Linked DNA regions of Homo sapiens: region 2 is linked to region 1. A link is an interaction called in ENCODE POLR2A ChIA-PET data of the cell type or tissue named here. Cell type or tissue: Panc1. All regions are shown on one strand. Links, peaks and the distances in the headings refer to the core of each region. The heading gives the core; the rest is flanking DNA.

Region 1 (15,203 bases), core at 9,121-11,620:
TTAAGAGGCACTCAGGCCTGCGCCCCACCCCAACCAGCTAATTCAGAATCTCTGGGAGTGGGGTGTGGACAGATACCTATATATTTTTTTTTATTTTTTATTTTTGTGAGACAGAGTCTTGCTCTGTCTCCCAGGCTGGAGTGCAGTGGTGCGATCTCGGCTTACTGCAACCTCCACCTCCTGGGTTCAAGCGATTCTCCTGCCTCAGCCTCCCAAGTAGCTGGGACCACAGGCACGCGCCACTATACCTGGTTAATTTTTTTTTTTTTTTTGTATTTTTAGTAGAGATGGGGTTTTACCATGTTGGCCAGGCTGGTCTTGAACTCCTGACCTCAAGTGATCTGCCTGCCTTGGCCTCCCAAAGTGCTGGGATTACAGGCACGAGCTACCATGCCTGGCCCAGACACCTATATTTTTATAAAGCTCCTCTGTACCTCTATTGTATGCTGGCAGGAAGACCAGTCCCCCGAGCATCCCCATCTGGCCTTGGATACTGGCTGTTCCCAGCTTCCCTGCTCATCCACGGCAGGTACCCTCTCTTCTTGCAGATCCTGGTTTAGACACCACCCTTCAAGGAGTCTTCCTGACCCCCTCCCAACTATAGTGATCTTCAGTCCTATCTATCTATCTATCTATCTATCTATCTATTTTTGAGACAGGGTCTTGCTCTGTCACCCAGGCTGGAGTGCAGTGGCGTGATCACAGCTCACTGCAGCCTTGACCTCCTGGGCTCAAGCGATCCTCCCACCTCAGCCTCCCATAGTGCTGTGATTACACACATGAGCCACTGCACCCAGCCATTTTATGACCTTTACAATGCTGGCCACCCTTGGAAATTCTATTTTATTTCTCTGGCGTTTCTCTACTGGAGGTCCATTCATGAGAGCAGGGGCACAGTCTGTCCTGCTCAGAGATTTTCTTTAGCACCCACAGCAGTGGCGTGTAGTAGAAATAGATTGAGTAAATGAATGGATTTCGAGTGTTTGGTGCTTGTAGAATGAATGAATGAGTTATACATGACTGGGAAATGGTGAATAAATGAATATGTTTTTAGGGCTTTGTTGGCTGGAAGAACTTTTTTGAGGGATTTATAAGAACATGGTAGGTGTTTGTTGTGTGAGTGAATGGATGAATGGATGCATTTTAAGGACTAACTAGTTCTTCCTGGATAAACAAATGACTTGTACGTGCCCAGAAACTGCTGAGTCACTGGATGCATGCCTGGAGGAGTCCTCATTCCACCTGGGCCTTAGAGAGGAACCCTCGGACTTGATGCCACATCCCTGAGCCCTCCAGAGTGCTTGAGCCCCACTTAGCCTCCATGGCCGTGACTAGATCATGTTTCCCTGAAAGGGAGATGCTTGGAGCACATCAGGGCAGCCCTGAACACCCAGGGGGTCCCTCTACCTCTAAGCAAAGGCCTGTGAAAGGACAGCCCATCCCACCCCTACAAGCTATCTCCAAGCATTGCTTTCAGCTTCTTGGGCGTGCTGCTTCCCAGGGAAGGGCACACTCGGGCACCAAGCAGGCCCTGCTTGCCTTGGGTCACAGACCCCAACTGAGCCAGTGCTCCCTGGTCCTGAGTGAGGTTGTCATCCATCCAGTCATTTAATAGTTATGTTGTTTTATCTATCTATCTATCTATCTATCTATCTATCTATCTATCTATCTATCTATCTATCTATCTATCTGCCTGCCTACCCTACCTACCTGCCTACCTATCTATGTAGTGACAGAGTCTCACTTTATTGCCCAGGCGGGAGTACAGTGGCGTGATCTCGGCTCACTGCCACCTCCCTCTCCCAGGTTCAAGCAATTCTGTTGCCTCAGCCTCCCAAGTAGCTGGGACCACAGGCATGCACCACCATGCCTCGCTAATTTTTTCATATTTTTAGTGGACACGGGGTTTTACCTTGTTGGCCAGGCTGATCTCGAACCTCTGACCTCAGTTGATTCGCCCACCTCGGCCTCCCAAAGTGCTGGGATTACAGGCATGAGCCACTGTGCCCAATCAGATATTTATTTAGAAAAGAATTTTTTTAGAGACAGGGTCTCACTGTGCAACCAGGCTGGAGTGCGTGGTTCAACCCTGTCTCCTTCCTTTGTGATCAGCAGGGTCCCAGGTAAGGGCTGCTTTGTCTGCTGGGAGTGAAGTTGGCATGAGCAGGGCTCTCAGCCAGCCTGTGATGGACAGGAAATGTGAGCAAGAACCAAGCCTCAGTTGTGAAAGCCCCTGAGCATCTGGGGTCATTTGTTACTGCAGCATAGCTTAGCTCATCCCGCCTGTCCCAAGAAGGAACACATTTTGTGGATGGGGAGTGATCAAGAGTTCAGGTTGGGAATGTTCAGTTGCAGTGCATGTGAGATGTGTAAGTGGTGATGTCAAGTAATCAGGTGGGTAGGGGGGTTTGGAACTCAGAAGAGCAGTGGGAGCTGGAGATGTTTTCCGCATTGGCGACACACGTTTAAATGAGAATCACAGAGGTCCAGGCGCTGCCTGTGATTGCAAGGAAGGCTGGTGCTTGAACTCAGGACTGTCTGACTTGAGGTAAGAAGGGGCTGGGGTTGAGTCCCCACTGTGTCAACTCATAGCCATGTGGCTATGAGTTACTTCCTCTGTCTGCTCCTCACTTTCCTCATCTGTAAAATGGAGGTAATAATGATACCCACCTCATGGGGTTGTTGAAAGGGTTAACACATAGCAATTGACAGGTGTGAAGTGCTCTGGAAAGGACCTGGACCATAGAAGGATTCTATTCATGGTAGTTGCTGTCGTAGATACTGGCTTTTGTGTATGTTTTCATTGTTGTTTTGTTTTATAACTAAAATGTCCAGTGGTGGGAAATGGAATAGGGCTGACTTTGTGTCCAACTTGATGCAGAGACTCAAATGATGACTACAGCCCCAGATTCTAACTCCCAGTCCCCTTCACAGATAGTTCTTCTCCCATGGTTACGAGACAGCTGCAGCGACTCCATCCCTCACATCTTCTCAGACTTAGGGTTAAAGGGAAAAGCGCAGCCTTCAGCTCCAGCACTCCTGGTAAAGACATCACGGTCTCACTGGTTCTGATCAGGCCACATGGGTTGCTCCAGAGCTGGGGAAGGAGCCCCACCTCTAGCCCATTGGGTGGCCATTGGAGAGGGGAGGCTCCCAAAGGGAAGTCGGGACTGTTGGAAAAAGGAGTCCTGGCGACAGGGAAAGTAAACCACAACTGTCCACATTGGAGGGCTCTTGTGTTTCCCTATGCTGTGTCCTGTGAGCTTCTGGCAGACATTGCAGCCCTCACAGAGTTGGGCCTTTTGGAGCCAAGACACCAAGGCTGTGGGGCTTGCTTGCTTGTCGCAGGGGCAATCTGGGAGCATTTACACCCACAGATACATCACTGGTTGCCTGCTCTTCTAACAGACCCTGATGCGTCCCCACTGGCCCAGAGGCAATCAGGATGGCTACAGATGCTGGCTCTCCCAGCTTCCCTTGCAACCGGAGTGGCCGTGTATCCACATTCTAGCCAGTGGGACATAAAAGAAAGGATTGCAGCAAGGGGAATGTTCTGGGAAAGATTCTCCTTCCTGATTAGGGTCAGACCGGTGCCCTCACCATTCCTATCTTTCCCCTTTGCCCATGATTCAGTGGGAAGTGTGGCTGTGGCCACCAGCTTGTGACCGTGACGCAGCAAGCCAGAAGACTTGCTCAATCCTGCAGCACAGGAGGGAGGCAGAGGGAATGGGGGGACATGCTTCACATCGCTCTCCAGCTTTCCCACCAGGCCTGGAGCCGCCATATCTGGCCTCCTGGTGACATGAGATGACTAAATGTCTTCACCGTGCAAAGCACCGTTGGATAGTCTTCCGTTACTCGCAGCCAAACACATCCCAACTGACTGTCTCCCACTGCCACTCACTCCTCATTTTGCTGCTGTCTCCCAGGCTGCCCTAGTTTTCCCCATATACAGTTCCCCAGCTGCCCTCCTTCACACAGCACCGTGTGTCACTCGGGGTCCTCTGATGCCAGCAGCAGAAGCCACGCTTGGCAGTCTGTGGCCGAATCACAATTCACTGAGGATGTACAGAATGAACACGAGGCCAGAGGAGCAATCTTAGAAAACAGGGAGGGAGCCAAGGAAGCCCTGGAGGGAAGAAACCAGGGGTCCCCAGCAAAAGTCACTGCACAGGAGAAGCCAGGTCCACTGTGCCTGCCCCTGCAAGGACACTTTCCAGCCTCACATGCTCTTAGAAACCTCGCACGGAGTCCTAGGAGAGGACCCTGGGCCGACCAAGCCCACGTCCTGTGCCCACTCCAACTGTGCTTCTGTGGGGGGAAAGGGGAAGCACTTCTGCCAAAGATACACAACAGAACTGTAGTAAGAGCAGGTGGTATTATACCCATTTTACAGATTGAAACTGAGTCACTATTTCCATAACCCGTCCATGACACACGAGGATTGAGCCCAGGAGGCAGTCTGGTTCCTGCCTATGCTGTGCTTCTCTCATCACGGGGGTTCCCCATCGGGAAGGTCCAAGTGCTTTTAGGGAGGAGGAGCTCGGTAGAAGACAGCTGGAAAGAGACCAGTGTGCACCCTCTGAGTCCCAGAGGCTGCGGGTGCCACTCAGCCTCTGAATGTCACAGGAAGACTCGACTGCAGCTGCTAGGAGAAGGGATTTGTTCAGAGAGACGAAGGCCTGCAAGAACATCTGTGTGTGTGCACAGAAGGGAGCAGAATGGATTGAGGGTTTCTGACTGAGCTGGAAACAAATGCCATCAGCAAAGCCCATCTGTCGGGAGGTGCTTGCATAAGCAAGTCAGGGTCGCATCTGGGCCACTGGTTTTCCCAACCCAGCCTTAAGTGTGGCCTCAAAGGACTAATCCTCCCTCCGCACTCTGCACTCTGAAGGCAGAGCCACAACACAGGCTGGGCTGCTGAGGACAGGCAGCGCCCTCAGGCGGGCCATCATCCCAGCTTGACCTGGGATCTGGTGCCCAGCACAGCGGACTGTGGGGCAGGGTTCAGGCTCTCAAGCAAACAGTCTTGCCATTCTGTAACTGACAGTTTAGAGTGGAGACAATAAACACCATAGATAAAATAATTGCACTTTTCTCTGGCAAACCAGCAACCCCTGCTGAAGTGTGACCCACACATACTTATTTTGTTTACCCTCATTGTGTGTGTGTATGTGGTGTTTTGTTGTTGTTGTTGTTTGATTTTTGAGATAGAGTCTTGCTCTATCACTTGGGCTGGAGTGCAGTGGCACAATCACAGCCCACTGCAGCCTTGGCCTCCCAAATAGCTGGAACTACAGGCATACGCCACCACGCCTGGCTAAGTTTTAAAATTTTTTGTAGAGATGGGGTTTCACTGTAATGCCCAGGCTGGTGTCAAACTCCTGGGCTCAAACAGTCCTCCCTCCTCAGCCTCCCAAAGTACGGGTATTACAGGCATGAGCCACTGTGCCCGGCTTCATTGAGGTTTTTATTGTTAATGTTCTTAGGAAGTGCATTTTACCCTTGAACAACATGGGTTGGAACTGCGTGGATCTATGTATACATGAATTTTTTTCAATAAATATATTGGAAAATTTTTTAGAAATTTGCAACTATTTACTGGGCGTGGTGGCTCACGCCTATAATCCTAGCACTTTGGGAGGCCGAGGTAGGCAGATCACCTGAGGTTGGGAGTTCGAGACCAGCCTGCCCAACACGGAGAAAACCCGTCTCTACAAAAGACACAAAATTAGCTGGGCGTGGTGGCACATGCCTGTAATCCCAGCTACTCAGGAGGCTGAGGCAGGAGAATCGCTTGAACCCGGGAGGCGGAGGTTGCAGTGAGCTGAGATGGCGCCACTGCACTCCAGCCTGGGTGACAGAGTGATGCTCCGTCTCAGAAAAAAAAAGAGATTTGCAACTATTTGAAAAGAACTTGCAGGGGTGGGTGCGGTGGTTCACGCCTGTAATCCCAGCACTTTGGGAGGCCGAGGCTGGCGGATCCCTCGAGGCCAGGAGTTTGAGCTAGGCTTGCCAACATGGTAAAACCCTGTCTCTACTAAAAATACAAAAATTGGCCAGGCATGGTGGTGTGCACCTGTAATCCCAGCTACTCAGGAGGCTGAGGCAGGAGAATCACTTGATCCTGGGAAGCAGAGATTGCAGTGAGCCGAGATTGTGCCACTGTACTCCAGCCTGGGTGACAGAGCAACACTCTGTCTCAAAGAAAAAAAAAACAGAAAAGAAAAGATCTTGCAGGTGAACCACATAGCCTAAAAATATTTTTTAAAAAATAAAATGTTAAGGCCGGGCACGGTGGCTCACGCCTGTAACCCCAGCACTTTGGGAAGCCGAGGTAGGCGGATCACAAGGTCAGGAGATCAAGACCATCCTAACATGGTGAAACCCCGTCTCTACTGAAAATACAAAAAATATTAGCTGGCCGTGGTGGCGGGCGCGTGTAGTCTCAGCCACTCCAGAGGCTGAGGCAGGAGAATGGCGTAACCTGGGAGGCGGAGATTGCAGTGAGCTGAGATCGCACCACTGCACTCCAGCCTAGGCGACAGAGCAAGGCTCTGTCTCAAAAAATAATAATAATAATAAATAAGTAAATACATAAATAAATAAAAATAAAATGTTAGGTATGTCATGAATACATAAAATATATGTACATTAGTCTATTTTTCTATTTTATCATTTGCTACCATAAAATATACACAAATGCATTCTAAAAAGTTAAAATTTATCAAAACTTACACACACACAAACACACTGCCAAGCCAAGAGAAATGTAAACAAACATAAACATGCAGAATTAAATCATAACTGCATGAAATTAACTGCAGTACACACTGCACTACCGTCATAGTTTCGCGACCACCTCCTGTTGCTACTGCGGTGAGCTCAAGTGTTGTGAGTATCCATTTGAAACACCGTGTGACACTCATCATCTCCGCATGAGCAGTTTGTCTCTCCAGCAAATTGCACATCGCAGTAAAAAATGATCCCTAGAGGTTCTCACCTAGTTTTCATCGTGTTTAGTGCAATACTGTAAGCCCTGAATAACCTCAGGGGACCCGTACAAAGTGCCACTAGTGATGCTGGAAGTTGTCCCAAGAAGCAGAGAAAAGTCATAACATTACAAGAAAATATGCAATTGCTTGATATGTGCCATCGATGGAGATCTGCAGCTGCAGTTGCCCGCCATTTCCAGATAAATGAATCCAGTGTGAGGACCATCGTAAAAAATGAAAAGGAAATTCATGAAGCTGTCACTGCCTGTATGCCAGCAGGCACAAAAACCTTGCACTGTTTACAAAATATATTTTTATCTCGTGTTGCAAATGCAGCTTCTATGTGGGTACAGGATTGCTATAAGGCATACCTATAGATTGTAATTTGCTTCGAGAAAAAGTGAAGTCATTACATGGCAACCTAAAGCAAAAGGAAGAAGGAGGATCTCAAGCTGGGGAATTTAATGCCAGCAAAGGATGGTTTGATAATTTTAGAAAGAGTATGGCTTAAAAAATGTCAAGATGGCAGGAGAAGCAGCTTCTGCCAACCAGAGGCAGCAGATGAGTTCCCAGATGCCAGTGAGAAAGTCATTGAGGAGGCTGGGTACGGTGCCTCACACCTGTAATCCCAGTACATTGGGAGGCTGAGGTGGGAAGATCACTTGAGCCCAGGAGTTTGATACCAGCCTGGGCAACATACTAAGACCCCACCTCTACCAAAAATTTAAAAATTAGCTGGGCATGGTGACGTGCATCTGTAGTCCTAGCTACTCAGAAGGCTGAGGCAGGAAGATCACTTGAGCCCTGGAGTTTGAGGCTATAGTGAGCTATGATTGTACCACTGCACTCCAGCCTTGACAACAGAGAAAGACCCTGTCTCTAAAAAAAATAATAATAAAAATGAATAAGAAAAAGAAGTAAGCCTGTTCATAAGTGCTAAGGAGAAAAATGGAGCAGAGGAAGGGCCTGGGAGTGGTGGGGATAGACACACAGAGGCAAGCACTATTAGTTTTTTGAAAATTCTTCCGATCATCTCTGCATGATAGTTTGTTGTTGTTTCTGTTGTTTTTTCTTTTTTCTTTTTCTTTTTCTTTTTTTTTTTTTTTTTTTTTTTTTTTGAGATGGAGTCTCACTCTGTTGCCTAGGCTGGAGTGCAGTGGAGCAATCTCGGCTCACTGCATCCTCCACCTCCCAGGTTCAAGCAATCCTCCTGCCTCAGCCTCCCACGTAGCTGGGACTACAGGTGTGCGCCACCGCACCCAGCTAACGTTTCTATTTTTAGTAGAGACGGGGTTTCACCATGTTAGCCAGGCTGGTCTCGAACTCCTGACCTCAGGCAATCCACTTACCTCGGCCTCCCAAAGTGCTGGGGTTATAGGCATGAGCCACTGCGCCTGGCCAATATTTTTGCTTTTCCAATTGGGAAATGTTACATGCAACTCTAGATTTCTGATTTCTGTTGGAAAATCAGATGATCTGACATCCATACTCCCGCAAGCCTTGATTGTCAGAAGATGCCCTGCCATCCAGGTCAGTGCAGGCTCCTCTTGGCCTCTCTCCTGTCTCCCTTAGGCAACTCGACCCTGAGGGCTTTCCAGCTTCCTCTCTCTTCTGTAGCCCATCCCTGTGCTGCCTCCCGGCAACATCTTCAGGATCGTTTGTGTTCTCGTGGGGCACCAGGAAGAGGGGCTCCCCCTTGCTCCCCACTCTCCACCTGCCCTCTTCTGGTGCTCACTTTTTCAGAGGCTTCAGGCTCCCCTTGCTATTTGCTCCTTGAATCTGCTTTGAGCTTCCCTTGTGATCTCTGCCAGTGCGCTCCATAACTGGGCATAAATTAGGAAAAGCCCCCCTACACATGCGCATACATGCACACACACACACACACACACACACACACACAGGCACACAGACATGCACACACACACACAGGCACACAGACATGCACACACACACAGACGCACACAGACACGCACACACACAGACACGCACACAGACATACACAGAGACACGCACACACACACAGACACACACACACAGACACATACACGCAGAAGAGGCCTGCTACTTTCTCACACAGGAAGCTCCAATAGCCATTGATCAAGAACGGCTGCATCCAGCTCTAGATTCCCAGGGAAAGAAAAGTTAGAGGTCACCTTGAACCAAGTGCGTGGCCCAAAGCAGCACTCCACTGCCCTGAGCAAAATCAGTTCCGTTGGCAGGAGGGAGCGGGCACGGCTGCTGGGCAGTCAACAGCTTCCATCACAGACGGCGACCCACTTTCCCCTTCCTCTCCAGCAGGATTTTCATCTTCTAGAAGTTCAAGGTGGAGACAAAGGGAAGTGACCCCGCAGGGTGTTTTATATGCTGGACAGAAGCACAGACTCCCTTCCCCAGGGGCCTGCAAATCAGGAGGTACTTACACCTCCAATTAGGCAGAGGCCATCTGTTCACTCATATGTATAATACTAAACGAACGTCCTGGACGTTCTAGATGGCTCACGCCTGTAATCCCAGCACTTTGGGAGGCCAAGGCAGGCGGATCATGAGGTCAGGAGATCGAGACCATCCTGGCTAACACGGTGAAACCCTGTCTCTACTAAAAATACAAAAAAATTAGCCAGGTATGGTGGCAGGCACCTGTAGTCCCAGCTACTCAGGAGGCTGAGGCAGGAGAATGGCGTGAACCCAGGAGGCGGAGCTTGCAGTGAGCCGAGATCGCGCCACTGTACTCCAGCCTGGGCAACAGAGCGAGACTCCGTCTCAACTGTTCTAGGCACTGGGAATGCATCAGTGAACAACACAGACATCCCTGCCATTCTGGAGCCAACATTTGAGTGGTGGACCTAGCCAGTAGACAGAACGAACAACTGCTAAGAAAAATTGGAAGAAAGTAGAGTGGGTAATTAAGAAAGGCTTCCAGAAGACCGGGCTTCTCTGTCTCTATAGGGTGATTTGGGAAGGTTTTTGTGTTTGTTTTTGTTTTTGGGGATTTTTTTTTTTTTTTGAGATAGGATCTCGCTTTGTTGCCCAGGCTGGAGTGCAGTGGTGTGATCGTGGCTCATGCAATCTCAACCTCCCGGGTTCGAGTGATCCTTTTACCTCAGCCCCCTGAGTAGCTGGGACTACAGGCACATGCCACCATGCCTGGCTAATTTTTGTATTTTTAGTAGAGATGGGGTTTTGCCATGTTGGCCAGGCTGGTCTTGAGCTGCTGGGCTCAAGTGATCCACCCGCCTTGGCCTCCCAAAGTGCTGGGACTGCAGGTGTGAGCCACCGTGCCCAGCCGGAAGTCCCCATGGAAGAACTGACATCATGGGAAGGAACCAGCCCCAAGAAGGACTGAGGAAGGATATCAGATGTCCTGGATAAGGTTTGGTGCATCAGAACAGAAAAGAAGGCCAGTATGATCAGAGCTTAGTCAGGGATGGGGAGAGACATGGAAGCCAGATCCTGCGGGGCTTGTGGAGCAGGGGAAGGAGTTTGGATGGTGTTTTAATGCAGTAAGTAGTCACTGGGGAGATCTCAGTGAAAAAGTGATGGGCTCTGATTTACCCAGTCATAGTCTGCAGTAACCACATGGATTTCTAGAGACATTCCTTCTGCAGCTTTCCTCCCCAAACTCCACTGGTGCTCATGTTGACTCATCTGTCATTTTCACTTCCTTTCTGGCAGAGTAGCTGAGCTGAGCAAACAACAGAGCAGGTGGACAATAGTCTGGCCTCTGCATGAAGCCACCAGTTCACAGGAAATACAGGGGGCAGAGGAACATGTTAAGTGGCACCTCAGGGATCCTGAAAGTGGGGAAATCCACAGGACAGGTGACCCCTTTCCTTCAACAAGTAAAGAGCATCAAAATAAAGGAAGGTGGCCATTGTAGAGTAGAGGAGACTTGAGAAAATACCTGCATAAGCAGAGGATGATTTCGAACAAACCAGCTCACAAAAGACACCTGCGAGACAATGATGGGAAATGTAATGCAGGCAGGGTAGTGCATGACATTAAAGAATTCTTGTTAATGTAGATGAGTATGATAATGTTACTGTGATTTTTTTTTTTAAATCTTATGTACTAGAGATACAAGCTAAAATATTTATGGGTGAAATGACCTGATGTCTGGCCAGGTATGGTGGTTCATGCCTGTAATCCCAGCACTTTGGGAGGCTGAGGCGGGCGGGGATTGCCTGAGGCCAGGAGTTTGAGACCAGTTTGGCCAATATGACAAAACCCCGTCTCTACTAAAAATAAGAAAAATTAGCCGGGCATGGTAGCACATGCTGGAATTCCAGCTACTTGGGAGGCTGAGGCAGGAGAATCATTCGAACCTTCGAGGTGGATGTTGCAATGAGCCAAGCACATGCCACTGCACTCCAGCCTGGGTGACAGAGCGAGACTCTGTCTCAAAAAAAAAAAAAAATGATGTCTGGGGTTTACTCTAAAACATTCTATCAGAAACAAAGAAGGTCACAAGGCTGGGTGAATAGATGAAATGGGAATGGAAAATAGTTAGTGGTTGTTGGAGCTGATGGGTGACTCAGTCTCCTCTCTGCTTTTGAGTATGTTTGCAAATTTCCATAATAAAAAGATTTTTTAAATGAGTAAGGCTGTCAAGAAAAGTCACATGTCCCACTTTCTGGGAGCAGTAACACGGCCATCGCAGCTCATATTTTCCTTTTCTTCCATTTCAGCATGGCGAGGACAACATCCTTGCTGCCTCCAGCTGGCGGGCGACCACAGCTACTGCCTGCTCTGCGCTACTGAGCCACTCGGTCTGGAGCCCCCAGGACAGCACCTGCTTCCTGAGGTTGTCCTGGCTCAGCTGTGCACAGCGATGGTGGAGAACTGGACTCCACAGGCTCACAACCTTCCTGTCAGGTTTCAGGGCCCAGCATCCTTCATCCTGGGCCTGGCTGCCCTGAACAATGGCTGAGGGCTGGGGGACCCCATAGAGTGACACCACAGCGTACGGGGCCAGCAGCACTCCAGTGCCCGTGGACTATGACCACCTATCGGGCCATCCCCAGCGATGGTGTGGACCTGGCAGCCAGCTGTGGCGCCAGGGTGGGCGATGTCCTCCCTGGGCCACACACAGGGGACTACGCTCCCTTGGGATTCTGGGCCCAGAATGGCAGCATGTCCCAGCCTCTTGGCGAGAGCCCGGCCACCGCCACCGCCACCGCCACCGCCACCACCCGCCCCAGCCCCACCACTCCCGCAATGCCCAAGATGGGCGTGCGCGCAAGGGTGGCCGACTGGCCGCCCAAGCGGGAGGCCCTGAGAGAGCACAGCAACCCAAGCCCCTCCCAGGACACAGATGGCACAAAGGCCACCAAGATGGCCCATTCCATGAGGAGCATACAGAACGGACAGCCCCCCACCAGCACCCCGGCTTCCTCAGGGTCCAAAGCCTTCCACCGACTCTCCAGGAGAAGGTCCAAAGACGTGGAGTTCCAGGACGGGTGGCCCCGGTCCCCCGGCAGGGCCTTCCTCCCCCTTCGGCACCGCAGCAGCAGCGAGATCACCCTCAGCGAGTGTGACGCGGAGGACGCGGGGGAGCCGCGGGGGGCCCGGCACACGGGGGCGCTGCCCCTCTTCCGCGAGTACGGGAGCACCTCGTCCATCGACGTGCAGGGCATGCCCGAGCAGAGCTTCTTCGACATCCTGAACGAGTTCCGCAGCGAGCAGCCCGACGCCCGAGGGTGCCAGGCCCTCACCGAGCTCCTCCGGGCAGATCCTGGCCCACACCTCATGGGGGGCGGCGGCGGAGCCAAGGGGGACTCCCACAACGGGCAGCCCGCCAAGGACAGCCTCCTGCCACTGCAGCCCACGAAGGAGAAGGAGAAGGCCCGGAAGAAACCTGCGCGGGGCCTCGGCGGCGGGGACACGGTGGACTCGTCCATCTTTCGGAAGCTAAGGAGCAGCAAACCCGAGGGGGAGGCTGGGCGTTCCCCGGGGGAGGCCGACGAGGGCCGGAGCCCCCCGGAAGCCAGCAGGCCGTGGGTGTGTCAGAAGAGCTTCGCCCACTTCGACGTGCAGAGCATGCTGTTCGACCTCAACGAGGCGGCCGCCAACAGGGTGTCGGTGTCGCAGCGGCGGAACACCACCACGGGTGCTTCGGCCGCTTCCGCCGCCTCGGCCATGGCCTCCCTCACGGCCTCGCGGGCCCACAGCCTCGGAGGCCTGGACCCGGCCTTCACCAGCACAGAGGACCTAAACTGCAAGGAGAACTTGGAGCAGGACCTCGGCGATGACAACAGCAACGACCTGCTGCTCAGCTGCCCGCACTTCCGCAATGAGATCGGGGGCGAGTGTGAGCGCAACGTGAGCTTCTCCCGGGCTTCCGTGGGCTCCCCGAGCAGCGGCGAGGGCCACCTGGCAGAGCCCGCCCTGAGCGCCTACCGCACCAACGCCAGCATCTCGGTGTTGGAAGTTCCCAAGGAGCAGCAGCGGACGCAGAGTCGGCCCCGGCAGTACAGCATCGAGCATGTGGACCTGGGCGCCCGCTACTACCAGGATTACTTCGTGGGCAAAGGTGACGGATGGCGTGTGGGTGGGAAGGTTGGGTGGGCCGAGGCTTGCCTCCGAGACCCCCACTACTCATTCATTCACTCTGTGCCAGGCCCTGCTCTGGCACTGAGGATGTGGCGGGAACAGAGACCTCCCTTCTGGAGGGCTGTGAGGATCCGGTGAGCAGAGCCACCCGGGCCTCAGCCCTGTGTCTGACACAGCAGCACTCCATAAACCTTGAGCTACAGGACACAGCTCTGCATTTACTCAGCACATATGGACTTGGGGACAGCTCAGTGCCAGGCACTCTCTAGAGCCTGGGGATGTAGTATCAACCAGCTTAAAACAAATGTTCTGTCTTCCTAGTACTTATAATGTTTTCATGGGTAACACAAACATAGAACAGGATAAATACGAAAAATACACAAGGGATTGTAGGCTGCTAAATGCAGTGGAAAAGAGTACAGCAGGGAAGAAGGAAATGGAGTGTCGGAGGGTGGGGGCAGATCCCAGTGGGGGATGGTCAGAGGGGGCCTCCGAGGCAGGTGCAGTTTGAGTACCAAGCTGAAGTCACCATGTGCAAATTGCAGACACTGTTCCCAGAACAGAGCAGCGAATACAAAAGTCTTGGAACTGCCCGGCGCAGTGGCTCACGCCTGTAATCCCAGCACTTTGGGAGGCTGAGGCAGGCGGATCACTTGAGGTCAGGAGTTCAAGACCAGCTTGGCCAACATGGTGAAACCGCATCTCTACTAAAAATACAAAAAAATTAGCCAGGCATGGTGACATGTGGCTGTAATCCCAGCTACTTGGGAGGCTGAGGTAGGAGAATCGCTTGAACCCAGGAGGCAGATGTTGCGGTGGGCTGAGATCATGCCACTGCACTCCAGCCTGGGTGACAGAGTGAGACTCTGTCTCAAAAAAAAAAAAAAAAAAAAATTGAGAATTGCTTGTAACTGCTAGTAACAGGCTTAAACAACATAGAAGGGACTCTCCTGTGAAGAAATCCAGAGTTCAGCAGCCCAGGGCTGGTATGGTCAGTCTTAAGCATCAGTATGGTCAGCCTTAGTGCATGGCATGATCCCCCACTGCTCCACACCAAGATGGCTGCTGGAGTGCCAGGCGTCACATCTGTGTTTCCAGGCAGAGAAAAAGAGGAAAGGGTAAGGACAAAAAGGCAGACCTCTTGTCAAGTCAACCCCCTTATGCCCTTATGCCTAGTGTTTCATTATTGGAACGCTAAGCATGTGGGAGTTATAGCCTACTGCTCAAGGACATTGCCAGGGTCTGAATTTTTACTTGTGGAAAAATTCAAAAAATTGCAGCCTCCGGCATAAATGCGTTAAAGAGCTTTCTCAGAAGCCCGGTCCAACTACTTGCACTTAGTGGCCACACCTGTGTGCAAAAGAGGCTGGGAAACGCAGGTTTTTAGCTAGACAAAGTTTTTCTTTTCCAAGAATAGAGGGCTTTTCTTAAAAAAAAAAAAAAAAAAAAAAGACGAAGTACTAGCAGCTAGTACCCCACAGCAGCTAGGTTTTTTTTTGTTGTTTTTTTCTTTTTCTTTTTTTTTTTTTTTTTTTGAGGCAGTCTCGCTCTGTCGCCTCGCCCAGGCTGGAGTACAGTGGCGCGATCTCAGCTCACTGCAGCCTCTGCCTCCTGGGTTCACGCGATTCTCCTGCCTCAGCCTCCTGAGTAGCTGGGATT
Region 2 (15,203 bases), core at 10,141-12,640, 770 kb before region 1:
TGCGGCGGCGGCGGTGGCGGCGCAGCCCGAGGCGGCGGGTGGGAAGAGGACTGCCAGAGGGGCCTGCGGCAGACCCAGGGTCGGACTCATAGGAGTCCTGTGGTGAGGACCTCCTTGATCGCTCTTCTGCTTCGGTTCCCGCTGAAGGAGGAGCTTCGGGATGCCGGCTGGGCTGCGCGGACTCCTCTTGGGGTCCGATGATGGATCCAACCGGGTGATCGGGAATGGGGTTCCAATGCAGTGAGGCCGAAAGGGTCTCGCCGGGGCACAGAAAGATCCCCAGGGCCGCAAGGCGTGCTGTCGGCTGCAAAGGCACCGACCCATGAGCCCACTGCCTCCCTCCCTCCTGGCAGGAGCAGGGGCCTGCCTTCATCTCCAAGGCCCGAGGGCTCCGGCATCCCGACGCGGCTTCCGGCGACACGGGCAAAGAGAGACAGAGGCGAGTCCGAGCTGGTGCCAGTGTGTCCACATGTGGCACTGTCGTCCCCCAAGAGCACATGCAGGCCGCGTGTGTCTTTGAGGCCGTAGGGGGCGACGACGAGACGGACAGTGATGTCCAGGCGTGCGCCCGGGGGGCCACTGGAGACCTGCCCCACAAAGCGGAGGAAAAGCCAAGCGCACCTGAAAACCTGCGAGACAGGGCCTGTGCGCGAGTCCACGCCACGTTCAGGGAGGCCCGCCAGAGGAGCCGAGACGTTTGGACAAAGTACACCCCACCCCCAGCCCGCCGCCGGCTAGGTACCCCTGACGCAACCTCCCCTGCACCCAGCCAAAACCCAGTCCCGTTGGCTCCCTGACATCCGTGGCAGCCAAAAGATTCGGTGCTAGAAGGCACTTTCCCCAGGAGCGGAGGAACCGGTTGGCCCTCAAGAATCAGAGAGGAAGTGCAGGTGGGATGCAACACCGCCTTTCCTAGAAGGCCAATGTCAGGAGCGGTGGGCTTGCCTCCGCCTCTTCCTGGACCGAGCGTGCAGCCATCACTTGGGCCATGGAGACCGAGAGAGCTTCCCTGTCCCACACAGGTATGGAAGCCCAGAGCTCCAAGATCACCACAGCTGCCCAATCATCCAGAAAGAGGTGTGGAGAGGGAAACAATCATGACGCGGACCGCCACGAGGTTTCTCCCTGATGGACGGGGAAGTCTTCTTTGTGGAAGACACTGAGCCACACTAAGAAGCCGCCAGGCTTCTCAGAGACGGGGCAGACACAGCAAGAGGGAGGTCAGAGCAGAGGCCAGAGCACAGGCAGGATACGGGGGGACCATGCCACCACCACCGGCATCCGGGGAGGACTGTCAAACGGGTGACTCGGCCAGGAAGGCCAGCCTTTGAGAGACAGACATGCTTGCCGCCCCATCCCCTTGCCGGCTTCCTTCTCCGTCCCTGCGTCGAGCTGTGGCTACATTTCTCGATGAGGGCAGAGGGCGACAGGCGTGACAACCACCTTCTTGAAGCTCTGCGGGCACCCTCCTGCGGGTGGACAATGAGCGCCTGGGAGGCCGTTGTCCTTGGTTGGGGAGCGCTCGTCTGGATCCAGCCTAGCAAAGAGGCTGCTCCGGATGGGGAGGGGATGAAAACCCCTGCGGGTCCGACGCCGATGGCGACGTTGCTCAGGCCTTCACAGACCCCCAAACTGGAACCGCCGGGACGACGACTGCCAACTGGCCACACGACCCAGGCAGAGAGGCAGGGAGAAGCTGACCAGAAAAAGACTGACCAGAAGAAAGGCTGACATGCAAGAAACCCAGCATGCGGCGTACAGGGCACATGTGTGCCAAGAGTGACGCACAGACAGATGGACAATGACAGAAAGAGAGAGCGAGGGAAAGAGCGAGAAGGGAGAGAGACGTAAGAGAGCGATAGAAGTGGGCAGACAGACACGTAGGCGCGCGCACACATACACACACACACACACACACGCCCGTAAGGCATAGAGACCTACAGCAGTTAACAGCCACCTCCAGGCAGCCCCTGAAGCTGCCGGGTTCTGCTCTCCGTGACTACCACCCACCGGTGAGAGAGCAGCCCCAAGGGCACACAGGCAGACCTGTCCTCGACATCACAAGGGCACCACTTTTGGGGAGACTCACCGGCACACCGTCCGCGCACTCCTGAGGCTGGATTCCCGCGCTGCCTCCCCGGCGATCTGTCTGAGATTTCTTGCTGCTGTTGTTTTTTCCTGGTGGTGTACCTTCCGCGAATCCCGGGCTCCGGAGACCGCGGTGTTAACTTCCCTGGCCAGGACTGGTCTGAACCCCGACTCTGACGCACTATCCCACAGAGCTCCTACTTTCCCAGGTCTCAGGGACCCATCCCGGGGCAACTGTGGCGGTCCCTGTGACCAAAGCGGCGGCTCGGACCTCGCGCATGCGCACTGGCGAGGCCGACTCCCCCGCCCCCCTTGTTACTCCGGAGACTAAGGTCGCGGATCCTTTGCAAAATGGCGCCGACGCTGCTGCTGCTGGGAGTGGGGTGTCGACGGCCGCAGCAGTGTTGGAGGTATCGTGTGGGGTGAGGAATGGGAGAGGTTCCTGTGGGAGACCCAGGGTCGGACCCATAGGATTCCCGTGTTCAAGACCTCCTTGATCTGTCTTCTGCTTCAATTCCCAGTGGCGGAGTAGCTTCAGGGCGCCGGCTGGCCTCTCCGGAGTCCTCTTCGGATCTGATTATGGATCCGACCCGGTGATCAGTAATGGCGTTACGATGTAGTGAGGTGGGAAAGGTCTCGCTGGGGCACAGAAAGATCCCATGGGCCCCAAGATGTGGTGTCTACTGAAATTACACCGACCAGTGAGTCCACTGGCTCCCTCTTTCTTTGGTGAAACCGTGGCCTGCTTTAATCTTTAAGGCCCAGGGGGTCCGGAATCCCTACACTGCTTTGCTTGACATGTGCAGAGAGAGACAGAGGCGAGTCCGAGGGGGAGCCAGTGGGACCACAGGTGGCACTGGTATCCCCCAAGAGCAGATGGAGTGAGCTTGTGTCTCCGAGGCCGTATGGAGAGATGCTGAGACGGACAGTGGTGTCCCGGGATGCGCCCGCGGACCACTGGAGACCTCCTGCACAAAGCTGAGGAAAAGCCTAGCACACCGGAAAACCTGCGAGACAGGGCCTGTGCCCGAGTCCAAGCCACATTCAGGGACGCCTGCCAGAGGAGCCGAGAGGTTTCGACAAAATACACCTCACCTTCACGCCGCCACTGGGTAGGTACCACTGATGCTGCCTCTCCTGCACCCAGCAAAACCCTGTCCCTTTTGCTTCCTGACATCCGTGGCAGCCAGAAGATTCAGTGCCTCAAGGCACTTTCCCCAGGAGCAGAGGAGCCAGATGGCCTTGAAGAATCAGAGAGGAAAGGCAGGTGTGATACAACACCACATTTCCTAGAAGGTAATAGGCCAGCCACCTTCGCCTCCTGCTCTTCCTATACCAGTCAGGCAGCCATCACTTGTGACATGGATACCAAAGGAGCTTCCTTGTCCCAGGCAGGTATGGAAGCCCAGAGCTCCGGGCTTCCTGCCCAATCATCCAGAAATAAGTTTGGAGAGGGAAACAATCATGAAACCCATCCTCACGAAGTTTCTCCCTGATGGACTGAGAAGTCTTCTTTGTTGAAGACATTCAGCCAAAGAAGCCTCTAGGCTTCTCAGAAACAGGGCAGACAGAGCAAGAGGGAGGACAGAGCAGAGGCCAGAGCCCAGGCTCCATACAGCACAATGCCACCACCTTGGGCATGTGTGGAGGAGTGCCAAACCGGTGATTTGGCCAAGAAGACCAGTATTCGAGTGCAGAGATGCTTGCTACATCTCCTACCTGGCGTTCTTTTCTTTCCTTGTTTCCAGCAGTGTCTAGATATCTCAATGAGGGCATACGGCGAGAGGAGTGAGACCCATCTTCTTTGAGGTCGGTGGGCACCTCTCATGCAGGTGGATATTGAGCTTCTGTGAGAATTTTGTCCTTTGCTGGAGTGTGGTCGTCTTGATACTAGCAATGAGCCCGCTCACGATGGGGAGCCGATTTAATCCCCTGCGGGTCCGACGCAACTCCCCACGTTGTCCAGGCCGTCACGAACCCAAACTGGAACCACCGGGAAAACGAATGATAACCGGCCAGATGACCCAGGCAGAGACGCGGGGAGAGGCTCACCAGAAGAAAGGCCGTACAAGAAACTGCCCTTCAGCGCATATGCATCCAAACACACACGCACACGAGCACACACAGACGGAAACAGGTAGAGATTGATAGAGAAAGGAGACAGAGAGAAACAAGAGAAAGAAAGAGACAGAACCCAGACATACTGCAGTGGCACAGTAACATTCATCCCCAGGCAGCCCCTGAAGCCTCAGGGTTCTGCTTTCCGCGACAACGACCCTGGGGTGAGAGAGCAGCCCTTGGGCATACAAGCAGACCTGTCCTCGAGATCGCAAAGGCACGACTTTTGGGGAAACTCACTGGCACACCGTTCGCGCAGGCCTGAGCCTGGAATCCTGCGGTGCTTCCCAGGCGCTCCTCCTGAGGTTTCTTCCTCCTGGTCGACCCTCCGCGAATCCTGGCCTCCGGATACCATCCTGTCGACCCCGTGGCGAGGACTGGCCTTAGCCCGGAGTTCGACGTGCTGCCACAGAAGGCTCCTCCTTCGCGAAGCGTTCAAGGACTCATCTCCAGGCAGCGGTGGCGGTCTCTGTGACTTGAGCATCCGCTGATGATTCGCGCATGCGCTTTGGCAAGGCTGACTGCGCTCTACTCTGGGTCAGGCTGCAGCTCCTGAAAAAAAATTGCTGGGGCTGTGTGTGTGAATGGGGGTGTGCATGTATGTCTTCGGACGAACGTCCCCTGTTCGCTGGAGGGCGGTTTCTTGCACGTCGTCCTTTTTGGTGAGCCTCTTTCTCGGTCTCTGCCTGGGTCGTGTAGCCGGTCGTGTGACCGGAACCGGCAGTCATTTTCCTGGCGGCTGCACTTTTAGTTTCTGAAGGCCTTGGCGAGGTTTGGTGCTGTGTCAGACCCGCAGGCGTTCAAGTCACCTGCCCATTCTGAGTGGCAGAAATCCTAAAAATCCTCCACCCAGGAGCAGAGGACCCGGATGTCTCTCAAGAATTAGAAAGGAAGTGCAGATTATTGCAAAGCACATGGTAGCTAACACTGGATAAATGAGATGAACATTGGTTTGCTAATTACCCATATTTACGCCCCAGGGAAGGAGGGCCCAGCACACCATATGGGATACCGTGTTGCACTTAGGAACAGAGTAATCAGGTGGAGGCTATACCAGGAGGCTTTGTAGTAGCAAGAGTATGGGAGGTAACCCCTGGTTCTTGAAGGAGGGTGTGATTGGCCTGTTTGAATAATTCTGCAGGCTGGCTGGAACCTGACGCCCGCTACTATGCAGTAAGCAGGTAATGTGCCGGTCCTCTGAGGGAAGTGATTCGGCTAGGGCACCTTATTCAAAGGAGTACAACAGGGCAAGGAATTTGCAGTTAATCCATTCAGGCCTCCTTGTTTTCCCCCCAATGTCAGGGCACATATAATATTGAGCCTTAATCTTAGGTCTTATACCACACTTGACCCCTTGATGTCTTGACATCTCTTGGCGATACTGATACTTCTAGAGTGTAGAACTGTTACTGGATGGAAGGTCTTGACTGTAAGTTGTCCACGTTTCTGGCTTGTTGAAGAAAGCATTAAACAAACTACACGAAGCAACAAAAGAACGAAGCCACGAAAGAAGAAAGAAGCAACGAAACCGCAGATTTATTTAAGCGAAAGTCCACTCTACAGAGCCAGAGCCGGCTAGAGCAAGCGGCCGAAGAGCCCAGATTACAATGTTCTTTAGAGTTTTTATTAAGCCAAAGAATTTGATAACACCAATAAGTGCCCTTTCGAGGCCTCCAATTGGTTACACACTGTGAAGGATTGGCCCATGGCTGAACTCAGAGGCTGAACTGGAGACTTCTGTGTTGTTATCACAGGAGTGAGGATGTGGCCTGTGTGCTGCTTAACCTGGCCTAGAACTTGCTGCACCTGCTGTTCTTTTGCTTCCACCTTAACCCTTAGTTTATGCTAATTTTCTATTCTCCTGCCTCAGAAGTGCCTCCTTAGGAGGCCAAGCAGGCTCTTACCTGCTTCAGGTGAGCAGGTAACCAGGAGGGAGCGGACCACAGTTGCTATCATGTCTATGATTAGTGTTTGGAAACCTGTGCAGAGCCTTTGGCTCCACTTGGATGGGATAGCCAAGAGAACAGATATGTGGTTTTTGGATCATGATATGTCTGAATATTTGTGTAACCTTATGTATTACCATCAGTTTTTATTTGTTAGGCATGGTTATTCTTGCTCGTATTATTATTATTATTATTATTATTATTATTATTATTATTATTTTGATAGAGTCTCACTCTGTTGCCAGGCTGGAGTGCAATGCTGCCATATTGGCTCACTGCAACCTCTGCCTCTCAGATTCAAGCGATTCTCCTGCCTCAGCCTCCCAAGTAGCTGGGAATACAGGCACGTGCCACCACACCCAGCTAATTTTTGTATTTTTAGTAGAGACGGGGTTTCACGGTGTTGGCCAGGATGATCTCAGTCTCTTGACCTTGTGATCCACCCAACTTGGCCTTCCAAAGTGCTGAGATTACAGGCATAAGCCATCATGCCCAGCCAAAAATTTTTTTAATAAAATAAAATATGTGAGTATTGGCCAGGTGCAGTGGCTTATGTCTGTAATCCCAGCATTTTGGGAGGCTGAGATAGGAGGATCACTTGAGGCCAGGAGTTCAAGACCAGCCTGGACAACACAGCAAGACCCCACCTCTAAAGAAAAAAAGTGTGTGTGTGTGTGTGTGTGTGTGTGTGTGTAATATGACATAAACAAGTGTGGGTATATCAATCATTGTTCACCAGTTACTGATGCTGTATAACACACCACTCCAAACTTAGTAGTATAAGACAACCATTTTACTGTGCTCACTGATTCTGTGGGTTAGGCATTTAGAGAGCTCACAGAAGAGATGGTGTGCCTCTGCTCCTGATGTCTCTGGCCTCAACCAGGAGGATTCAAAAGCTGGGAATAACCTGATGCCTGAGGGCTGCAAACCTATGAAGCCTGCTTTGCACACATGTCTGGCACATGCAGTGGGAGGACTCAAAGACTCAGACTAGTAGCCTCCCCACATGACTTGGCTTCCTCATAGCATGGCAGCTCACAGCACTTGGAACTTCTTACATGATAGCTCGAGACTTCAAACACAGGAGTTTCAGCTAATGAGGTGAAGGCCACAGTGCCTCTTATGACTCAGCCTTGGGAGTCACACAGCATTGGTTACAAACAATAAACAAATCCAGATTCACGGGCAGAGGAGTTAGACTCCACCCTTAAAGTGGGAATTGCAAGATTCTAGAACAACATATGAGACAAGCCTATTGTTGCAACCATCTTTGGAGAATACAATCTGCAGCAATCACCTTTGGAGACTAGGAAACCAATGCAGTATTCTGAAACTCGTAATTCTGAAAACTAATGAATATGAATGGAAAGAATCAAGCATTTATCCTCCCTTTCCTACACATGCTATCCCTCTAAGTAATCAGATAGTTGATGTGTGGGGATTTTATTTTTATAAAAGGATTCCTGTAATGGAAATTTCAGTAATGGAAATAAAAGGATTCCAGTAATGGCTGAAAGAGAGACACAATAAGAAAGTGATCATTTTGCAGCTCCTAACAACAACGAATCTAGGCAATGATCATGAATGAATGCATGACATTATGCAAAAGGCAATCACTTTACAATGGATAAATCACATTGATGACACTTAAGCCCACTACCAAATCTAATCACAAAAACAGTGACAAGCAGACCTTGCCAAAATAATTGAACTTGAATTTGACCAAGCTTCTAGAGCAGAATTTCTCAACTCTGACACTATTTACACTTTGGACCAGATGATTCTTTGGGATTGGAGAAGGCTGTCCTGTAAGGTGTATGGGATGTTTAGCAGCATCCTGGCCTCTAGCCAATAGGTGGCAGCAATACCATCCTTCCTTGCAGTTGTGACGACCAAAAATATCTCCAAACATTGCCGAATGTCTTCTAGAGGTAAAAATAAAAACAAACAAACAAAAAACAAAACCACAACTGGTTGAGAACCACTGCTCTAGTTAATGACCAGATATTTTAGAGAAAATATACAGCATCTAATTTGTTAATCAGTACCATGGGGGTGTACTCAAAGGCAGTATGTGGGAACTCTATATGATCTAGTGTTTGATTTCTCCAAAATATAAATAGCAAGAAAAAAGGGAAGTCAATAGATTAAAAGACATATAAGAGCCGGCTGGGCGCAGTGGCTCAAGCTTTTAATGCCAGCACTTTGGAGGCCGCGGCGGGCAGATCATCTGAGGTCAGGAAAAGTTCTTAAAAGAACTATAAGAAAAAGAGTTTTAAGAAAAGTTCTTAAAAGAACTATATTTCATACTGAAATATTTATAGATGAAATGTCTAGAATTTTCTCTAAAATAATTGAGTGTAAATGGAGATGAAGCAAAACTGGCCATGTGTTACTTGTTAAGGCTGGGTTCACTGTACTAGGCTCTCTGCACATATAATGCTGGAAGTATCCATAATAAAGAGCTTGAATTTAAAAAAAAATTACCTCCTTCCAAGTACTACTCAAATCAGCAAGCACTAATTTGGAAGGACATCCATAAGGTCTTCCCTAGAAACACAAGCTAAAAAAAAATTACATATAATTCTAGTAAAGGCAAAAGGGAACAAAAGTCACTCAGTATATGTGTGTGTGCATGTCTGAGCAAGGAGAGAGGTAAAGGAAACTTACCAGACTTTTAAAATGGATAACCTTGGGGAGTTGAGAATATAAAATAACAAGAAATATACATATATTTGTCTCTGCCCCTAGCTCCTGGTCTAGAGCTCCTTAAAACCCTTGGGTACTAGGAGGATCATCTGTTCTAATATCTGGTCTTTGACCCTAGTTCCTGACAGAGTTCTCAAATCCCTTGGGATTTCCTGGCTGATAGGAACATCTTATGTTCTAATGAGGGGACTTCTTGGTGGGCTCCTGGATGGCCAAGGGATGTGATATGAGGGTTGGAATTTTCAGCCCCACCCCTTGACCTCCGGGGAGGGGACAGCAGCTTAAGGTTGAGTTGACTGACAATGGCCAATGATGTCATCAATCATGCCTATGTAATGAAGCCTCCATGAAAATCCAAAAGGACTGGGTTCAGAGAGCTTCCAGATTGCTGAACACGTGGGGGTTCCTGGAGGATGATGTGCTGGGGAGAGAGCATTGAAGCCCAATGCCACTTCCCACATATTTTGCCCTAGGTATTTCTTCATCGAAAACCTTTGTAATATCCTTTTTATTGCAAAAAAAGGATGCAATATCCTTTTTATTACTCTGTTACACCGGGTCCTCTTTTGGACTCCTCTGGCTGGAAGGAAAGCGTTTCTCTCATAATTTTTGCTCCCTGAACCTATCACACAGCTCTGAGACTTCCTTCCTTCCAAAGCCAGAAGATAAAGGGGGAAAATACCCCAGCAAACCTGTGGTCATCACGTCCATTCTTCACGTTTTTAACTCCCTTCACATCTGCCTGCTATTATTTGTATTTCTGAGTCTTCAGGTGGTTTCTTTTTGTATTCACTCTGGGGTGTTAAGTAGAAATCGGTGAGAGAGATGCTGAAATGTGCTTATCTCATCTTGGCCAGTAATAGAAGTCTGCCTTGTATATGTTATTGTATGTATGTGTATATATTAAGTTGTATATACACATATTAAATATATATACATATGTTATATTTATATACCCATACATTTGTTTCCTCATGCAATTTGTCCCAGCAGAAGTAAAAACTCATAAAGATATAAGTAAAAGAATATTTACAGAAGCATTATTTTTGGTGGCAAAAGTACTTTAATATCCTAAATGCTCGTATAATGGAAGATAATTTAACTCTTACAAAGAATGAGTTAGCTCTTTATCTACTATAAAGGTATCCTAATATCTTTATCCCTGAACTGATAACTGTGGCAGAGATCGCGCCACTGCACTCAAGCCTGGGTGACAGAGCGAGACTCCCTCTAAAAAACAAACAAAAAAAATAGTTTGTGGGACCAATTCCAATCCAGTCCAGGGGAGCACACACTGGCGACCAACATCCCCCATCAGGCCCCTTCTGGGTCGAGAGAATGCGCCTGGAACAGACTGGGAAACTCCAGCAGGCAAAGTAAGGTGCCAGGAATAAAGACACTGCCTGACACATTCTCCATGTTCCCTACACCTACTCCTCTCCCCACCACGCTTCCATCCAGCTCCAATTTTGCCCTTTCCCCAGTAGCCTCAGATTGAAACCTTGCAAGGAAGAAGCCGATTCTCAAAGTCACAGGCTTAGGAATCCGAGCAACAAAGAAAAATGAGCCCCTGCTCCCCCAACTCCCCCCTACTCCCCTCAGCACTGCTGCCCTGCACCTGCCCCCTCCTCCATAATTTGAACTGTCCTCCCAGAAGCTGGAGAGACGGCCCGCCTGTCAGGAAAGAAAGGACCAGCATGCGGCAAATGCCTGGGGTATGTAGGAGCAGACGGCGAGATTAGCGCAGGGATGTAAGAAACAAGACCAAAGAAGACTCCGCGGCAGACGGCACACTAGGCCTTCATAGGGGCGTGCGCTGGACAGGACCTCGCCAGTTACCGAAAGAATTGTCTGAGAAAGGCTCTGATCTGACCCGAAAGGCCCTTGGTTCCCACGGCAACGCCTCAGCGTCTGGCAGTAACAGGCTCTGTGCCCGGGCTCTCTGGATCTGCAGGTCCCGCCTCCGCCAGCCTCTCACAGCCCGGAGGCACCTCCCATTGGCGCCTGACGGGTTGGTTAGGGCGGCTTTTCTTCCGGCTGTGACAAATCCAGCCTGAGGAGCGCTCCTGTGTCTTTCTTAGTTGTTTCTTCCCGCCCACCTGCCCCTCAAAGCCACAACCCACTTGCACACCACCGTGTGGACACCTAAAAGCGACCGTCTAGATCTGAACCGCGCTGAGGGAATGGTCAGCTTCTCTCCCATTAGATGGCTTGGCCCAAAGGACCTAGCGACTGCCCAGACAAAAATTTCTTCTGACATGCTGCATGTGTCTGTGGTCTCTAAGAGTCAAAACCAAAGCCAAAAGAAAAAGACAACCCCGCCCCCCGCGAAACAACAACAACAACAACAACAACAACAACAAACACCACCACCAACCCACCTTTCACGAGAGGAGTCCTTGAGAAGAGCCTCTCCAGCCAGAACCAGGTAAAGGAATCTGTGCACTTGGCGGGACCCAGAACACACAGTGGCAGGGACTTGACAGCCACACTCTTACCCCATAGAATCTCCACCACTGACACACAGATCAGGATGTGTCACCCTGAGAGATGACACCACAGTTCTGGGCTTTCACAGATTGATTCCACACTCTCTCACTGATTCCACACACATCCCATTACTCACACCAGATTCCCTCATCACTGACCCTACATACCTACAATCATTGATTCCATGGACCTCATCACTATCCCAAAGACCACCTATCACTAATCTACAGACCCTCCCCTGTCACCCCAGGGACCTCAGATTTCCCATCCCCGATTCCAGGATGTATAGAACCTCATCTCTTACCCCCACAGACCTATTGATAAGAGAATACACTCATGGGAGACTGTGTTGACCATTTTACACATCCATTGTGTGTGTGTGTGTGTGTGTGTGTTGATTAATGGACTTAGGTAAACTTTAGCATTTTGGTAGGCAATGCAGTTTTTCAATGCCTTTTCATTTTCTTTCTTTTTCTTGTACATCTTTAAAGGCCTTACTCCAGGCAGTGTGAATTGCAATTTATTAATGCCTATCCCTTATTGAGTCCTTGTCATACATATTTGTTATTGATCATAATTCACAATTCTTATAACTCAGAGACACCAAAGACTCGCATAAAAAGAATGGATGTGGGTTTTTATTTATTTATTTATTTATTTTGGTTTCTGTAGATTACAAAAGTCATTCATTTATATCAAGTCACGAAGTGTATGCTTTGTTTTCTAAAAAAAATTCTAATTAAAAAAAATTTTTTTTAGACATGGTCTCCCTCTTTCACCCACGATGGAGTGCCGTGGTATAATCATGGCCACCACAGCCTCGACCTCTTGGGCTCAAGAGATCCTCCCACGTTAACCTACCTAGTAGCTGAGACCACAGGCATGCACCAATACGCCCACCTAATTATTATTATTTTTTTTATAGATATGTGGGTCTCACTATGTTGCAGAGACAGGTCTCAAACTCCTGGGCTCAAATGATACTCCCACCTTGGCCTCCCAAAGTGTTGAGATTACAGGTGTGAGCCACTGCACCCAGCTGATAAAATCTTAAAAAGAGTAAAATACTTTGGCATCTAATGGAAAATTTCCACTGAGATGATGCATCAGAAATTAAGGTAGAATAAGATGGTCCTAGGGCATCTGAAACAACGGAAACTCAATCTTGGACTGGGTATGGTGGCTCATGCCTGCAATCTCAGAACTTTGGGAGGAAAAGGTGGGGGACTCACTTGAGGTCAGAAGTTCGAGAGCATTCTAGCCAACATGGTGAAACACTGTCTCTACTAAAAATATAAAAATTAGCCTGGAGGTTGCAGCGAGCTGAGATCGTGCCACTGCACTCCAGTCTGGGCAACAGAGGGAGACTCTGTCTCAAAAAAAAAAAAAAAAAAGAAGAAGAAGTAGAATAAACAAAATCTTAATTTATTCATCAAGTATAAAAATGTGGACTAGACTCTGGAGGAATAATACATAAAAAGACATAGGCACTATTTTTTTTTGAAGTTTTATTGAGAAATATTAATAACATATCACAGAAGCCACCCATTGAAAGTGTAAAATTCAACGGTTTTCAGTATATTTGCACAGTTGTGCAAACAGCACCACAGTAAGTTTTAGATCATTTTCATTACCTTGAAGTAAACCCCATATCCCTCCAGTTCCCCCCAACTCCCCTAACCCCGGGCCACCACTAATCTACTTTCTGTTTCTATGTATTGGTCTATTTTGGATATTTTATTTAAATGGAATTACACAACATGTGGTCTTTTGTGACTGGCTTCTTTCACTTAGCATCATATTTTCAAGGTTTATTAAATGTTGCATGTGCAGAGGGGGCACTTTACATAAGGATAAACCTGGGAGTGGGTGCGTACTGATTTTGAAACTTCACTCCAAAATTGTAAAAGGGAAATGATTGATTTCAAATAGAGGAAAAACCTGTTCAAGCTAAAATCCTCCGTTTTCACCAGTTTGTAATGTGGGGTTTTATTGCGAAGAATGGCAAGGTTTTTATACATATTTTCTGCAAATTCTCCCTGTGTTTGGGAACAGTCACAGAATGTGGAGGTATGGGCTTCTGGACTCTGTGGCTGGAGATTCGAGTCCAGGAGAACTCAAGTCTCAGGGTAGGCAGAGAATAACAGTGCAAGAGTGCCAATGGAACCCTTTGAAATGGAAAATTTAAAATGTTCCCTCCCAAAGGAGTCCCAGATAACCACACAAAAGAGGAGTTTGCTGAGTCAGTCCGTCGCGATTCTCCAATAGGATGCAGACAGACTGGGAAAGAAGAAAGTTTATTTCTGCAACCGATTACATGGAGAAGGGCCAAGTAACTCACCAGACCAACTCAAAGTTACAAGTTTTTTTCTAGTGTTTATAGACATCTTAAGGTCCACGGTATGTGTGGGACTGCACCTACAAGCAGAAGTGTTGCATTCAATCAACATCTAATCTTTAACTAGGGCCTAGGGTCTGGAAAGATTTCTCTAGAGTCTTGGAAAGTTTCTGAATCTTAAGACAGGCTGAGGTGAATGTGTAAGAATGCTATTATTATTCGATCAGACTTTAGGATCTGAGAAGACCAAGGCAGGGTCTTAATGGGTTCGTTTTCGCATTCCATCCCTGATACTCAGGCACCAGTTTCTCCATTTCTTCAACGTTTAACTTATGCATTCATCAAAATTATAGTAAAGGGTTAGTGGAAACTGTTCTGGTTGCTAATGGAAACCTGGCCTGCCACACTGTGATCGGAACTAAAGCCCACTACAGAACACTGAAAATGCCTGCAAAACACTGACTTTACTGACAAGTCAATTAAATTACAGAAAAGCAAGTTCACCTCCCTGCCCGCTCTGTCCTCCGGAATTGCTAGGTAGAAACGTGCACATTGTCCTAGGTTCAGTTTTGCAAAGACGGAGTCCGTCAGAGAAAGCATTTGTTTGATTTCATGCATTTGTGTTTCCTTTGTCCATTTCCTTTATATTTATTTATTTGTTTATTTATTTTTTTGAGACGGAGTTTCGATCCTCTCGCCCAGGCTGGAGTGCAATATCGCGATCTCGGCTCACTGCAACCTCCCCCTCCCGGGTTCAAACGATTCTCCTGCCTCAGCCTCCCAAGTAGCTACGATTACAGGCATGTGCCACCACGCCCGGCTAATTTTTGTTTTTTTAGTAGAGACGGAGTTTCACCATGTTGCCCAGGATGGTCTCGAACTCCAGAGCTCAGGCAATCCACCCGCCTCGGCCTCCCAAAGTGCTGGGATTACAGGCGTGAGCCACTGCGCCCGGCCTATTTTATTTTAAGACGGAGTCTCACTCGGTCGCCCAGGCTGGAGCGCAGGGGCGCGATCTCGGCTCACTGCAACCTCCGCCTCCCGGGTTCAAGCGATTCTTGTGCCTCTGACTCCTGAGTAGCCGGGATTACAGGCGCCCGCCACCACGCCTGGCTAATTTTTGTATTTTTAGTACAGACGGAGGTTTCGTCATGTTGGCGGCCGGACTGGTCTCGAACTCCTGACCTCAAGTAATCCGCCCGCCTCGGCCTCCCAAAGTGCTGGAACTACAGGCGTGAGCCACCGCGCCCGGCCCCATTTCCTTTTATTTTATTCTTTTCAGACGGAGTTTCGGTCTTGCCGCCCAGGCTGGAGGGGAGTGGCGCGATCTCGGCTCACTGCAATCTCCACCTCCCGGGTTCAAACGATTCTCCTGCATCAGCCTCCGGAGTAGATGGGATTACAGGCGCACGCCACCACGCCCGGCTACATTTCCTTTATTTTATTTTTTATAATTTACTAACCTGGTTTTTTTTTTTTTTTTTTTTTTTTGAGACGGAGTCTCGCTCTGT

The links. Peaks named below come from ENCODE experiments on the same cell type or tissue, not always from the same donor. Only the 100,000 strongest peaks of a DNase experiment are listed, where the experiment ranks them.
Region 2: POLR2A ChIA-PET joins it to region 1 with 9 read pairs; 1 of 35 experiments calls an interaction of 5 or more read pairs at or near these places.

The regions. Positions count from the first base shown.
Region 1 is chr19:38,069,576-38,084,778 of GRCh38, forward strand. SIPA1L3 (signal induced proliferation associated 1 like 3) reads left to right here. Exons shown (of 22, transcript NM_015073.3): 3 at 11,681-13,524. The coding sequence starts at 11,991. Among named protein-coding and RNA genes, the nearest start is that of SNORD152, 86 kb to the right of the region's middle. RefSeq lists enhancers at 910-1,411, 1,412-1,911, 4,860-5,359, 11,871-12,424. In Panc1, for the core only: no CTCF peak of the experiment used is centred there; a DNase peak (open chromatin) is centred at 10,646.
Region 2 is chr19:37,302,021-37,317,223 of GRCh38, forward strand. It overlaps a transcript of ZNF875 not described here. Among named protein-coding and RNA genes, the nearest start is that of ZNF875, 25 kb to the right of the region's middle. In Panc1, for the core only: no CTCF peak of the experiment used is centred there; DNase peaks (open chromatin) are centred at 10,634 and 11,111; H3K4me3 peaks cover 1,585 bases; H3K27ac peaks cover 528 bases.